Linked DNA regions of Mus musculus: region 2 is linked to region 1. Evidence: chromatin contacts called from ENCODE Hi-C or POLR2A ChIA-PET data. All regions are on one chromosome and are shown on one strand. The core of a region is the stretch at or near the end of the contact, and the rest is flanking DNA. Distances in the headings are between cores, read along the strand shown.

What was found. A loop is a pair of places that touch in the nucleus more often than their neighbours do. ChIA-PET counts read pairs that join two places held with the same protein, here RNA polymerase II (POLR2A).
Region 2: a loop to region 1 is called in a map of left cerebral cortex, with 2.8 times the contacts of the local background. The contact joins the promoter of Birc2 here to the promoter of Dcun1d5 in region 1. A Hi-C loop is called at or near these places in 3 of 37 maps with a recorded cell type or tissue (T-helper 17 cell and left cerebral cortex). POLR2A ChIA-PET finds 5 or more read pairs at or near these places in 2 of 5 experiments (Patski and embryonic stem cell).

Annotation. Positions count from the first base shown.
Region 1 is chr9:7,181,332-7,187,893 of GRCm38, reverse strand. Dcun1d5 (DCN1, defective in cullin neddylation 1, domain containing 5 (S. cerevisiae)) reads right to left here and starts at 3,389. Exons shown (of 8, transcript NM_029775.3): 1 at 3,012-3,389; 2 at 1,035-1,126. The coding sequence starts at 3,097.
Region 2 is chr9:7,833,385-7,839,946 of GRCm38, reverse strand. Birc2 (baculoviral IAP repeat-containing 2) reads left to right here and starts at 2,890. Exons shown (of 8, transcript NM_007465.3): 1 at 2,890-2,957; 2 at 4,568-6,442. The coding sequence starts at 5,469.

The DNA.
Region 1 (6,562 bases), core at 2,140-4,639:
TGAAGTCAGGGATCATGCTCTGATTTTTGTTATTATTATGTCCCAAGTATTAGAACAGTGTTGGAGTCACACAAAAGTGTTCCATAAATATTCACCAAATGACTCACTAAATGACAGAAGATAACCTCAAGTGTACTTTCAGTAGAAGTGACAATCAGTTAACATTTGTATAGTCAATGTATCATTTCTAGCATGTTAATCTAAGCTTCAGTTTTCACTCATAAAATGAGGATAACATCTCTTGACAGATGGTTACAGGGAAAATGATATACTTATCACAATCCATGGAACAATGATAGCAATTATTACCTTTACTGTTAAAAATGTTAAGAGTAGAAAATAAATATTTAACTCAATCTTAAAATATCCAGAGAAGTTCTAATAAGAGCTAATACAATCAAGCATTCAAGGGGAAAAGATATATATATATACACACACACATACAAAATGACTATCTTTATGGTATCTAGTAACATTTATAAAGTGAAATAAGATGAAAACCTCTTGATTCGATATAATGTATATGAAAAACTGTCATTTTTAATAATGGGTCAACATTTTAAATAGAGGTCAGAAAAAAAAAAAGAATTCTCTACATTTAATTTGGGTTAGTGGTTGTCTTGGGATACCAGTAATAGCATTTATTTCCCCTGATCTAGAAAGATCACTCTGCTGATCCCAATAGCAAAGTTGTTGCCCCCTTTACATCCTAGTCTAGCCTTCCGTACAGTTAGCTGAAACTTGACAAGATGGCACCACTTAAAACTATAACATGGCTAGTACAAATATAAGACGACTATTACTACGTGTTTTAGCTTTAAGCAAATACTTTTGAGAATAATAATGATAAAAGAAGAAAAAAAATAAAAGTAGGAAAGCAGGTAAGAGAGAAAAAAGTTGTCAGACATGTTCATGGCACTAAATTCTAAGCCTTTAGCCTTGACACTAATCCCAGTACACATAACAGGTCAGCAATAATAAAACACAGCTTTTAAATGGGCATGACTGGTATCTTGCTCCATGAATTTCATTACCTGCATACTCATAAAACCAAGCCAGGCACTTCTTTCTTGAAAAATCTTCCTCTCCACTGATGAGTCTAGCAGGAGGCTGGGATCTGCAATAGCTTAGAAAACACACAAATGCCTAAGACTTACTACGACTCAACGCTTAGTGATAAAGTAGCTTCAACAAGAATTGCTTCCATGTAAATGAGACAAATGGTTTTTAAGTTAGCATTATGAGGAAAGGAGCTATGTATTAGCAATAAGGACCTGTACTCTATGTGTAAGAATTTCTAACCAATGAAATCTAAATGCTTCTTTGCTTGCTACAGGATTCCATAACTAGAAACTAAAATTATTTCCTTAGATTTCAAGATAATAAAGAAGTACATTCTAAGTCTCAACCCAAGACTAGGCTAGACAGCTCTCCCTAGACTGCTCATGCTGGGCTTGCTCTCTACCACTAAGTTACATACCTTATGGAAGGCCTGAAGCCTTACTTCCATTCTGCTACTGATGTGGATTAAAATCCCTGTTATAATTTAGGCTGAATCACCTGAAGTCAAATGATACTGCTCAGCCAGCTGTTTTAACTGACTTAATTTAAATATCTTAGATATGATTCTCCAAGAGCTAATACAGTTAAGAAAAATGTATGCCAAAGGGCATAATGAAAACTCTATTTTATACATCACCCAAAAAATATTACCTAGACTCTTTTGCTAAAACACAACAAGGGGAGAAGAACAAAGCAATCAATTACAAAAAAGATTAGGATGAAGCAAGTCACCTTCATAGTTTAAGCAGTCCATTCTTCACTGCATCTCTCCTTAAAGGGAAATCTCCTTTGTCTAGTGCAGCCTGTCTTTTTTTTTTAATTAGATATTTTCTTCATTTACATTTCAAATGCTATCCCAAAAGTCCCCTATACCCCCCCCCCCCCAGGCCTGCTCCCCAACCCACACACTCCCACTTCTTGGCCCTGGCTTTACCTGTACTAAGGCATATAAAGTTTGTTAGACCAAAGGGCCTCTCTTTCCAGTGATGGCCAACTACGCCATCTTCTGCTACCTATGCAGTTAGAGACATAGGTTCTGGGGGTACTGATTAGTTGATATTGTTGTTCCAGGCTGTCTTGTTGTAATGGTAGTATTTGTCACTTTAAGTGTCGACCATTAATACAAAAACAACTCAAAGTGTATGGGAAGAAGCCCACTTCTCAAAGCTAAATCGCAATGACTTTCTGAGGAATGAATCTGTGATGATTGAGTATATGCCACAAAGCGAGTAAAGGGCTCTAACTTACAGTTCTGCTTTGTTTTCTTTTCCCCTAAGAGAACATGGAGCACAATAGCTTGCTAACGCCTAAAAGGAGGTTGAGAGCTACCAGCGTCTTAATGCCAGAAAACAAAAACCACAAGGGCCTTTTCCAATTAAGTGTACGGAACTGGTACAGGTGAAGTGGAGGCATTGGTGCGTCCAGAAGCCTAGGCTCCAGCGATTTAAAAGGCCTCCTGCTGGGATCGTCCAGGTTAGGCCACTTTAAATGCTAACTCGGGAGACCAATTATAGCAAAGGCTTTCTTTCCATCATTCCCAAGGCAGCTGTCAAAACTCTTCAAGCTCTGCTCCTTTTTTCACACTCTGACATTTAACAATGTGGGGACCAAGCCAATTCTGCTCGATTTAGTGTGACACAAGGACGCCGTGAATCTTGGCAGATCCGCGCTCACTTCTCGGTTGGGAAATTTGATGGAGAATGCATACGTACGGTCGTCTGTTTCCTACCCTCTGGGCACGCAGACAACAAAGTGGGACGAATCTCAGAGCTTGTCCAAGTACGACAGAGAGCACGTACAGGCGAACACGCGGTTCGGTCCCGCGCGGAGCGGAGACTGGGCGCCTCACCGACCGCCTCGCCTGAGAGGGCTCGCCCCTCTCCTCCCGGCTAGCGGCCTGTCCGGCCCCGGGGGAAGGAGAGAGCCAGCGGGGTGGGGACAGGCAGTACCTGGGGATTTTACACTTTTTGAGGCCCGCGTCTTCCGCGACCGCCGCTGCCACTCCGGGAGCTTTTCTCTTCTTCTTCACTGGCATCTTCCGCCTTCCCCGGCAAGGTAGACAGGGCGGCCGGGGAGGGGTATCGCGCTCCGCCGCAGGCCCCGCAGCGCCGGCTCCCGCCTGCCGGGGACCGCAGCGGAGGCCCGAGGCGCGACCCCGCCCCGGGTCTCCTCTTTAGGGGCGGTTCCGGGCAGCGCAGCGCTAAGGCCGGCGGTGTCGCGGCTCGGGCTTTTCCAGGAGCAGCGAACGCCGACAGCGCGGCACCTACAGTAGCAGCGAAGAGCAGGCGGCTTAGCCTGACCCGGAAGCGGATGGCTCTGGACCGGAAGTGACGTAGAAAGGAAGCTCGCAGGGCCTGGAGCGGTCTCTCTACTTTGGGATTTTTTGTCTCTGCAGGTGGAGCCTGAATCTCCGGAGATTTTCTGGCGGGTTTCCAGCGGGAAGTCCTTTCTAGAAATCATAAACGCTCCACAGCTGGCGAGCGAAGTAATCTGGTGAGGAGCCATGCGTGAGTGTGCCCACTCCTGACGTGCAACCGCTCCAGTTTTTTCGGGTGTTCTTGGTGGGCCTGAGATCAACTTCTCGCGCTCCTTGTCCTTTTCTCCCTCATGCTCAGGGTCAGTTTATGGCTTCCTCCTGTGCTGAGGCAACGCCTCCATGTTTTACTTCTGAGGAACTCTCCTCTTGGATAAGAGACTGGGAAACGGACTGACTTATTACAGAGGATTTGGGGAACTGTTCTAATGGGCTGCTCTCAAGAAACAGTAATCACGTCACTTCTAATGGAAATACTGCTTATAAGAAAGGTTTGCTAGGTAAAATTATCTCATAGAAGATTCTTAGTGAATGAAGTCCATGTTTGTAACCCAACTGTGACAGAAGACTGTTTCTTTAAATTCTATCCCTGTGGTTCTGTGACTGCATCGTGGGACCCTAATCTAGTCAAGGAGAAAGAAAAAAACCGGTTGTTGTAATGAGTCCTGGATACATAATATGCCCTGGAATTCACAAGTTTCCTGAGAGAGGACACTTCAATGTTTGGTGCATATAGTTAATGTTTTTTTAACAGTGAACATAATGTTCAAACCTATAACCCATTCGACTCTATTATAAACAATGCACGAAACATTGTTTTTACATGAAAATTATAAAATGTAAGCTCTAAAACAGAACTCCCTACAGGAAGTAGACAACTGAAAGATGAAGGGTTTTTTTTTTGTTTGTTTGTTTTATATATGTATTTATTGTGGGGGCACTTGTGTGCCAGTGCTGGGATGACAACTTGAAAGTTCATTTTCTCCATCAATCTTGTCACTCTTGAGGTGGAACTCAGGTTGTGAGACTTGGGAAGGGACATTATGTCTGTGTACAGAAAAGCACCTAGTTATGTGATTTAATTTTTTCTGCTGCTCGTGATAGTTCTTGATTTTCTATATAGTAAATAATGAGAAGCTATGAGGGTGCTGAGTTCTTTGTTATGTGGTCTAATTTTCTTTGACTAAGTCACAAGAAGGAAAGGAAAGGAAGTAGTATTAAAACAAAAGGGTATTCTGGTTTAGATCCTAAGGTACTCATCAACTTTATGAAGAAAAATCTTAAAAATGCATTTTAGCCGTCTGTTAGTAGAGTGGCACAACATAAACAGATTAAGCACACAAGGCTGAAACAGGTCTATTCATTTGACAGTTTGATGATTTGCATATTTCTTAGGTTTAAGGATTGTAGAATGAAGAAATGGAAAACAGAACTTTTAAAATAGTTATATCTGAATTAATGTAGCCAAAAATAGTCCCAGAGATGTGCTAAGTATATATATATATATATATATATATATATATATATATTCATATTCAGTATAGTTTATATTTTTCCTTACAGCTTTAAAAATAGGACTTTTCTACACTTGTCAAAAATAAGCAAGCACTGGAGGCACAAAAGAATTTATGGGTTGCCCATGTGATTGTTGTACTGAATCCATTTGTTTTCCTTTCCAAAAGTTACTGTTGTTTTTTCAAACACTGTAAGTCAAAATTTTATGAGTTATTTCCATAACCATAAACCCAGAGAATTAGTTGTCAAATCAGGACTTTGTTTTTGACATTTCAAGACAGCACTCAGGAACTAATATTGAAGAGCAATACAGAGATACACACTAGGTAACACCTGCTCCTTGTTCTACTCATCCTATAGCAGTGTACTGGACCACAGCCATTGTATTGGCCTTGTGACTGGATTTCTGTGGGGCAGACTGACATTGAGTGTCATCATCACAATGATACCTATGAAATGATAACAGTGAATCCTGTGCTAGTGGTTAAAGGTTCTTTCCTGAATTGATATATCATTCCTGTTCAAGTCCTGAGACTACCTGAAGTCCCTAGTAAAGAAATGTATTATATAGAACCAAGCAGAGAGCAGCACTGCTGCAATATGATATTTTACTGAATTTTGCTCAAGGTGTTGAGAAAAATGTGTTCATAGAACAGATTTAAAGGGACAATAAGGAAAAAACTCAGGAGTGGTGGTATATGACTTCATTCACCCCAGGTTGGACACCAATGACAGATCAAAGACACAGTTCCACCCAAGTCTAGCTTAATGAGCCAAAGGGTTTATTGAAGTCACTTATAGAACATAGGTGACCGAAAGGACTGTTCCACAGCTGCTTTCCTTGTAGGCAAGAGCCACCTCACCCCAGCAGCGTCGGGTTCCCTATGTAGCCTGGGAGAGGCTTGTGAGTGGTAAATTTCCTGGGCTTCCTGGGGCTTGTAACTCTCACTCTTCCTCAGAGGAGGAAGTGTTTCAATTCAGAGGAAAGAACTACATAATAACTGTTTGCTTCTTAAACTGACAATGTGCCAGATGGAAATTTCCAAGTTCAGTTGTAGTTTCTCACAAGTCTACAATTTCTCACCCTTTCCTCTCAATGGCTTCTAAAACAGCTGTGGAGTCTGTCATCCCAGTTCTTGGGAAGTGAAGAAGGGAGACTGAAGCTTAAAGCCAGCCAATGATACTTTGGGAGACCATGTTGTGTTGCTGTGGGTTTTTTGGTTTTTTTTTTTGTTTGTTTGTTTTTTCTTTCAAGGAGGGAGGAGGAAAGCTAACGAGAAACTTACAAGGCAGGTAATCAGAAGACTTCCAGGGGCTGTGTGCAAGTTGTTCAGGAGCTCCAGGGATGCAGCTTATGGAAGCCATCAACAATGCCATTGAGTAACCTTTGTTCCTGCAAGTGACCTGTCATCCACTATTGGTTCACCAAGATGGAGTTGGTTCTTCAGTCTGTTAATCAGTGCTTTATTTGGGTTTATGGATTGTTGTTCACATCTCTTCCAGAAAAGTTACCCATTAGACTGTCTTAAAAATCAACAAAACAAAACAGGAGACTATTTACTACAACCACTGCCACTATTACCACCAAACACATATTGGCTCACAAATTCTATGAATGAACTATACTAATATAATGCAGGAATAATCAGAGAAATGGTTTGGGAATGACAA
Region 2 (6,562 bases), core at 1,641-4,140, 650 kb before region 1:
CATAGAATGCTTAGTCATAGAATGCTTAGTTATAGGATGCTTAGTTATAGGATGCTTCCCTAGCATGCAGAAAACCCTTGGTCCATCCCAAATGCCACCCAAACAAGATGAAACAAAACAAGTGATTGTTGGACAAATTAATGTTTGGTTTCAGACCTGGGACAAAGGACTGAGGTGCACATTTTACATATCACAGCAGACCTGGCCTTCAGGTTCTCCCAGCATCCCTTAGTCCTTATCCAGCATAACCTGCTCCTAACACTGAATTTTCCAACCCAGGGGCTGGGCTGCCCTTCTCCCCAGAGGGGGAATGCAATCCAGACATTTTGGCCTCTCGAATTCTCCCTATTTCTTTTCTCTCTCTCACTGTACACAGTCCACCTCCTCCCCAGACCGGCCTTGATCTTGAAACAAATCCTCTTACCTAAGCCACTATCCCTGCCACTTCATTGAATTTTAAGTCAAATATTTAAGTTATAGTATAATATTATGCTGAACCTATGCTGTGTATCACCAATACTACTAAATTTGTGTCTCTGTGTGCTAATTCTGAGCGGACTCTGAGATTTAGCAAACAGAGAAAGGCATATGAACAAGAATGTGCAGACTTACGCTTTTTATTCATTTATATATGTTATTGGATGTGCGTTTTGCTTGAATGGGATTGGGCACCGCATTAACTTTCATGCAGTGCCCATGGAGGTCAGAAGAGGGTGTCAAATCCTTTGGAACTCTAGTTACAGATGTGAACTAGGATGTGGATTTTAGGAACTGAACAAGGGTCTTGTGTAAGAGCAGCCAGTGCTCTAATTACTATCTCTCCAGCCCCTGGTTTTATTATACAATTTATGTTGTAGAAGTCTTTTCAATCATATTTTTCTTCAAAAGTGTCTTTAACTGTATACTTTTTTTAAAAAAATTATTTATTTTATGTATATGAGTACACCATTACTCTCTCCAGACACCCCAGAGGAGTGCATCAGACCCCATTGCAGATGGTTGTGAGCCCCATGTGGTTGCTGGGAATTGAACTCAGAACCTCTGCAAGAGCAGTCAGTGCTCTTAACCACTGAGCCATCTCTCCACTCTGAACTGTATACTTTTTTGTATATAAAATGAAAGATGTCATGATAACCACATCAGTATATGTATATATGTGTATTATATAATAATAAAATATATTTTTCAAAATTACCAAACTCTACATGGGCAATAGGGAAAGTCTTAGTTGAATTAATGGTCAACAAAATAAACAACTGGACTCCAAGATTATATATTATAAAAGAAGTAATAAGTTCTAAAACGTCTGAGTTTTGGGCATTGAAAATTTCCTAAATACTGAAGTAGGTCAGGACAAGAACTGAGAGAGACATATTCTTGAATTCAATGTGCACAGGCCCTGCTAGATTCCCACACATATTAGGAATGTTTTGTGTAACTTTCCAAGAAGTAGTGACTTGAACAAGGCATTGGCACATGTGTACCATTGGAAGTTTAGTCACTGGGAACCTTGGCACGTCTTTTCTGTGTATCAGAAACTGTCATGAATACTTTCTTTTTATTATCAGCATTTAGACCAGAAGACTGCCTGTTCTGTGACTGACCGACTTGCAGCAGAAATGACGGGAAAGAAAATGGGAAACGGTTCAGGGTCCCGGAATTCCCCTGGCAGCCTAATTTAGCGGTCTGTTTTACTTCTAAGTTTTTAAAATATTTGCCCATTTAACATGGAATTCCCCCGGAGAGAAGATCTGATTCATTCGTTAAGACCTTCAAGTCTAAAGTAAATTAAACTGTAGAAACCTCACTGGTAGTAGCCTACATTTCTAATCAGCACACTGGAGGCTGAGGTAGGATGCTAAATCCTCGGCTAGTCTGGGCCCTACAATAAAATCCTTTCTTAAACAAACAAATAAAAAAACTGCAAAACTAACCATAACAAATCATCCAAGCCAAACAGGGCCGCGGGGGTGGGGGTGGGGACATCAGAAAGTCCTACCCTGAATGCTAATGATTTTGCAGCACTTTCGGTACGGGAAAGGCAGCAGAGGGTGGGGGGTGGGGAGACAGACTGCTAGTGAACAATGAAGTCAGGGTTATTTTTCCAGTTTTAAACGTATTCTTCTACAATCTCATCACAGATATATAGTGCGCTTTAATCATACTCTCTCCCATTATACTGTTAACCCTTCAATGCCTTCCTCCAAACTAGTCCGCAGCCTTTTCCTTACTTTTTAAATTTATGGCCTGATGCGCTTAATTTGGGTCGCCTGCAAGAGCACTTTTTAAAAAAAATAATAATTTAAAAATGCATAACTACCTCCTCGCCCCAACTGGGTTTGAATTTCTAGGATTCGAGGTGAGCGCCACCATGCCGGCCTGCCAGAGGAGCCCACTTGTCAAAAATGTTAAAGCCCATCTTACAAAAAAACCAAATTATATTTAATGTACACGCACACGCGTGCATTCCGCTTTACTCAGGCGTTTCGAGGCCAGCTCACGAGCCTGAGCCGCCTTACCTATGACGCCACGTTTGCCTTAGTGCCTGTCTAGGACCCTTGCAGGGTGAGGCCGGAAAATACAGGGAGCTAGGAGGCGCGGCTCAGGGCTGCCGCCATTAAAGGTGCACTGCAGGTTAAAACACATGGCATCAAAGTCCGGAACGCCCAGCGGAGGCAGTGGGGCAAGGACGGACGCTCGGGAAAGCCTAGCCTTATTCGTCCGAGTCCCAGCGGCCCGAACGTTTAGCTTCCAAAGCCCGAGCACGCAGGCGCGAGCGCAGGCGCAGGCGCGCGCGACTGGCCCACAGCCCCACCCCGTCCTCCACGCGTTCCAACTTGCGGTGCGCGTCTGCTGACGTCACCTCAACGGCCCGCTGGCCGCAGGGGCTTTTGGGAAGGCTGCGGATCAACAATCAGGCGCCTCTGCTTCCAGGGCGCCGGGGGCCTGACTCGGTGGTGAGTGCGGCTGCCTTCGTCAGGACGGGCGAGCGTGGCTCTCGACGGCTGGGCGGGCTAGCTGACTCCTCCTTCGGCCCGGAAGGCAGTTCTCAGGGCCGCCCGACCCCCGCTCCCTGCCTAAGTCCTTGGGCTTGGACTTGTATAACAGTTTTGCTTTCTTTTCCTTTCGGTTTATTTTTTCAGTCAACCCAGGCTAGTCTCGAATTTGCGGCAATCCTCCTGCCTCCAATCGTTCTAGGTGCTGGGATTACTGGTGTGCAGCACCTCGGCTGTCTCTTCAGATTTTCTGCAGGTTTTTAAGCTTTAAGCCCGCGGCATTTAATGCCTTTAAACTAAGTTGTGCGGCAGGGGGATGACGGTTGTCACATCAGTTACTACTTGTCCCCAGTAGTCGTGTGAGAGGTTTGGTTTAACTGGGAAAGGTGTTCTCCATTCTTGTCTCTCCAAGCTACGTGTCGCCCCCCTGCAGTGGGCGTAGAGCCGTGTCGGTTGGGTGCTTGCTGGCGTTGTAACAGCTAGTGTAGTTAGGCCACACGGGTAGTGGTAGCTTTGTTCAGGCCACTGCTTTACCGGCACTTGTACTTTTTTGGTTTTGAGATGTTACCTGTGGTGGTTAGGGAATGGTTGTCCTTCACGGATTCCGTTTATGAGCTCTTCCCGGTGCCTTTATCTTGGCTAATTTAGCCCTGGCTAGTTCAAATGTTCTGTCCGGCAGGAGCGTTTCATTCCGCATCTGTCTTCCAAGTGTTGAGATTAAAATTGCAAGTATACCTCGGGAATCCTCAGGAAATATTTATATTTTAATATAATAGAAAATATCGTATATATTATTTATTTTATATTGTATTATAACTTAACATATGTTTATGTGTATAAATATATTTTATATGTACTTATATCTGTATTATATATTTCAATTAAATGTTTTAATAGAATATAAAAGTATATATAATTTTTTTCTTGTGATTAAACTTAGGGTTCTTTACCTGCAAGGCAAGTGCTCTAACATGGAGCTATATCAGTAGCCTTACAGACTACCTTTCCACTATTTATGGTGCCTTTTGTCTCCAGTGAAGTGCATATCAAAATATCTTTAAATCAGAAAACGAAAAGAGCCTGGTGGTAGTGTGGTCCTAGCACTTGGAAGGCTGAAGCAAGAGAATTCCAAAAAGTTTTAAAACCAGCTTGGGTTATATTGACTTTCTAGCCAGCCTAGTCTACAGAATAAGACCCTGTCCCTTAAAAAAAAAAAAAGTTCATGAAGTATAGTACATTTTTTTCTAATAGTAAATAAATAATATATAAAAGGAACAAACTTGAAAATCGGGGGCCAGTTTTTGACAAATGGAAATGTCCATTGTTTTCAAAGTTTTAATTTTTAAACTATACTGAGCTATGCATTTTAAAGACAAGCATAACTAGTACTTTGAGAATGCTTTTGCAGTGGTGTGTTTTGATTTAGACCCTTTCTAAGTAGACTGGTTGGGTGAGGAACTGCTGTAGTCAAGATTTGTTATCTAGAGTGTGTCATTTTTAGACATTACTGAATAAATTGATGATGACAATTCTGTGTAATTAGTTTTCTAAAATATTTTTTTTTCTTTCAGATTGATAGTCCTCAAGAGTCTTCATGTTCTCTTATGTTTTTCTAGAAATCAGCCCACTCATGGACATCTGAACATTTCTATAAGACGCTGCGGTTTGCTTTGCAGTGTGTTCTTGTGTATGATTAGTTATATAAAATACGAAGTTTTCAAAAAGAAGGCTAGTGCAACAGAAAAGCTTTGCTAAAACAGATTCTTAGTTATTTGAGGTAACAAAAGAAAGCCATGTCTTGAATTGATTCGTTCTTAATTATAACAGACTTATAGTGGAAAGGGCCTTAAACACAGGCGGACTTTATAAAATGCAGTCTTAGGTTTATGTGCAAAATACTGTCTGTTGACCAGATGTATTCACATGATATATACAGAGTCAAGGTGGTGATATAGAAGATTTAACAGTGAGGGAGTTAACAGTCTGTGCTTTAAGCGCAGTTCCTTTACAGTGAATACTGTAGTCTTAATAGACCTGAGCTGACTGCTGCAGTTGATGTAACCCACTTTAGAGAATACTGTATGACATCTTCTCTAAGGAAAACCAGCTGCAGACTTCACTCAGTTCCTTTCATTTCATAGGAAAAGGAGTAGTTCAGATGTCATGTTTAAGTCCTTATAAGGGAAAAGAGCCTGAATATATGCCCTAGTACCTAGGCTTCATAACTAGTAATAAGAAGTTAGTTATGGGTAAATAGATCTCAGGTTACCCAGAAGAGTTCATGTGACCCCCAAAGAGTCCTAACTAGTGTCTTGGCAAGTGAGACAGATTTGTCCTGTGAGGGTGTCAATTCACCAGTCCAAGCAGAAGACAATGAATCTATCCAGTCAGGTGTCTGTGGTGGAGATCTAGTGTCAAGTGGTGAGAAACTTCATCTGGAAGTTTAAGCGGTCAGAAATACTATTACTACTCATGGACAAAACTGTCTCCCAGAGACTCGGCCAAGGTACCTTACACCAAAAACTTAAACGTATAATGGAGAAGAGCACAATCTTGTCAAATTGGACAAAGGAGAGCGAAGAAAAAATGAAGTTTGACTTTTCGTGTGAACTCTACCGAATGTCTACATATTCAGCTTTTCCCAGGGGAGTTCCTGTCTCAGAGAGGAGTCTGGCTCGTGCTGGCTTTTATTATACAGGTGTGAATGACAAAGTCAAGTGCTTCTGCTGTGGCCTGATGTTGGATAACTGGAAACAAGGGGACAGTCCTGTTGAAAAGCACAGACAGTTCTATCCCAGCTGCAGCTTTGTACAGACTCTGCTTTCAGCCAGTCTGCAGTCTCCATCTAAGAATATGTCTCCTGTGAAAAGTAGATTTGCACATTCGTCACCTCTGGAACGAGGTGGCATTCACTCCAACCTGTGCTCTAGCCCTCTTAATTCTAGAGCAGTGGAAGACTTCTCATCAAGGATGGATCCCTGCAGCTATGCCATGAGTACAGAAGAGGCCAGATTTCTTACTTACAGTATGTGGCCTTTAAGTTTTCTGTCACCAGCAGAGCTGGCCAGAGCTGGCTTCTATTACATAGGGCCTGGAGACAGGGTGGCCTGTTTTGCCTGTGGTGGGAAACTGAGCAACTGGGAACCAAAGGATGATGCTATGTCAGAGCACCGCAGACATTTTCCCCACTGTCCATTTCTGGAAAATACTTCAGAAACACAGAGGTTTAGTATATCAAATCTAAGTATGCAGACACACTCTGCTCGATTGAGGACATTTCTGTACTGGCCACCTAGTGTTCCTGTTCAGCCCGAGCAGCTTGCAAGTGCTGGATTCTATTACGTGGATCGCAATGATGATGTCAAGTGCTTTTGTTGTGATGGTGGCTTGAGATGTTGGGAACCTGGAGATGACCCCTGGATAGAACACGCCAAATGGTTTCCAAGGTAATTGGTTCTTTTGTTTGTTTTCAAGTCTGGGTTTCTTGGAGTAGCCTTGGCTGTCCTGGAACTCACTCTGTAGACAAGTCTGAACTCAGAGATCTACCTGCTTCTTCCTCCTGAGTG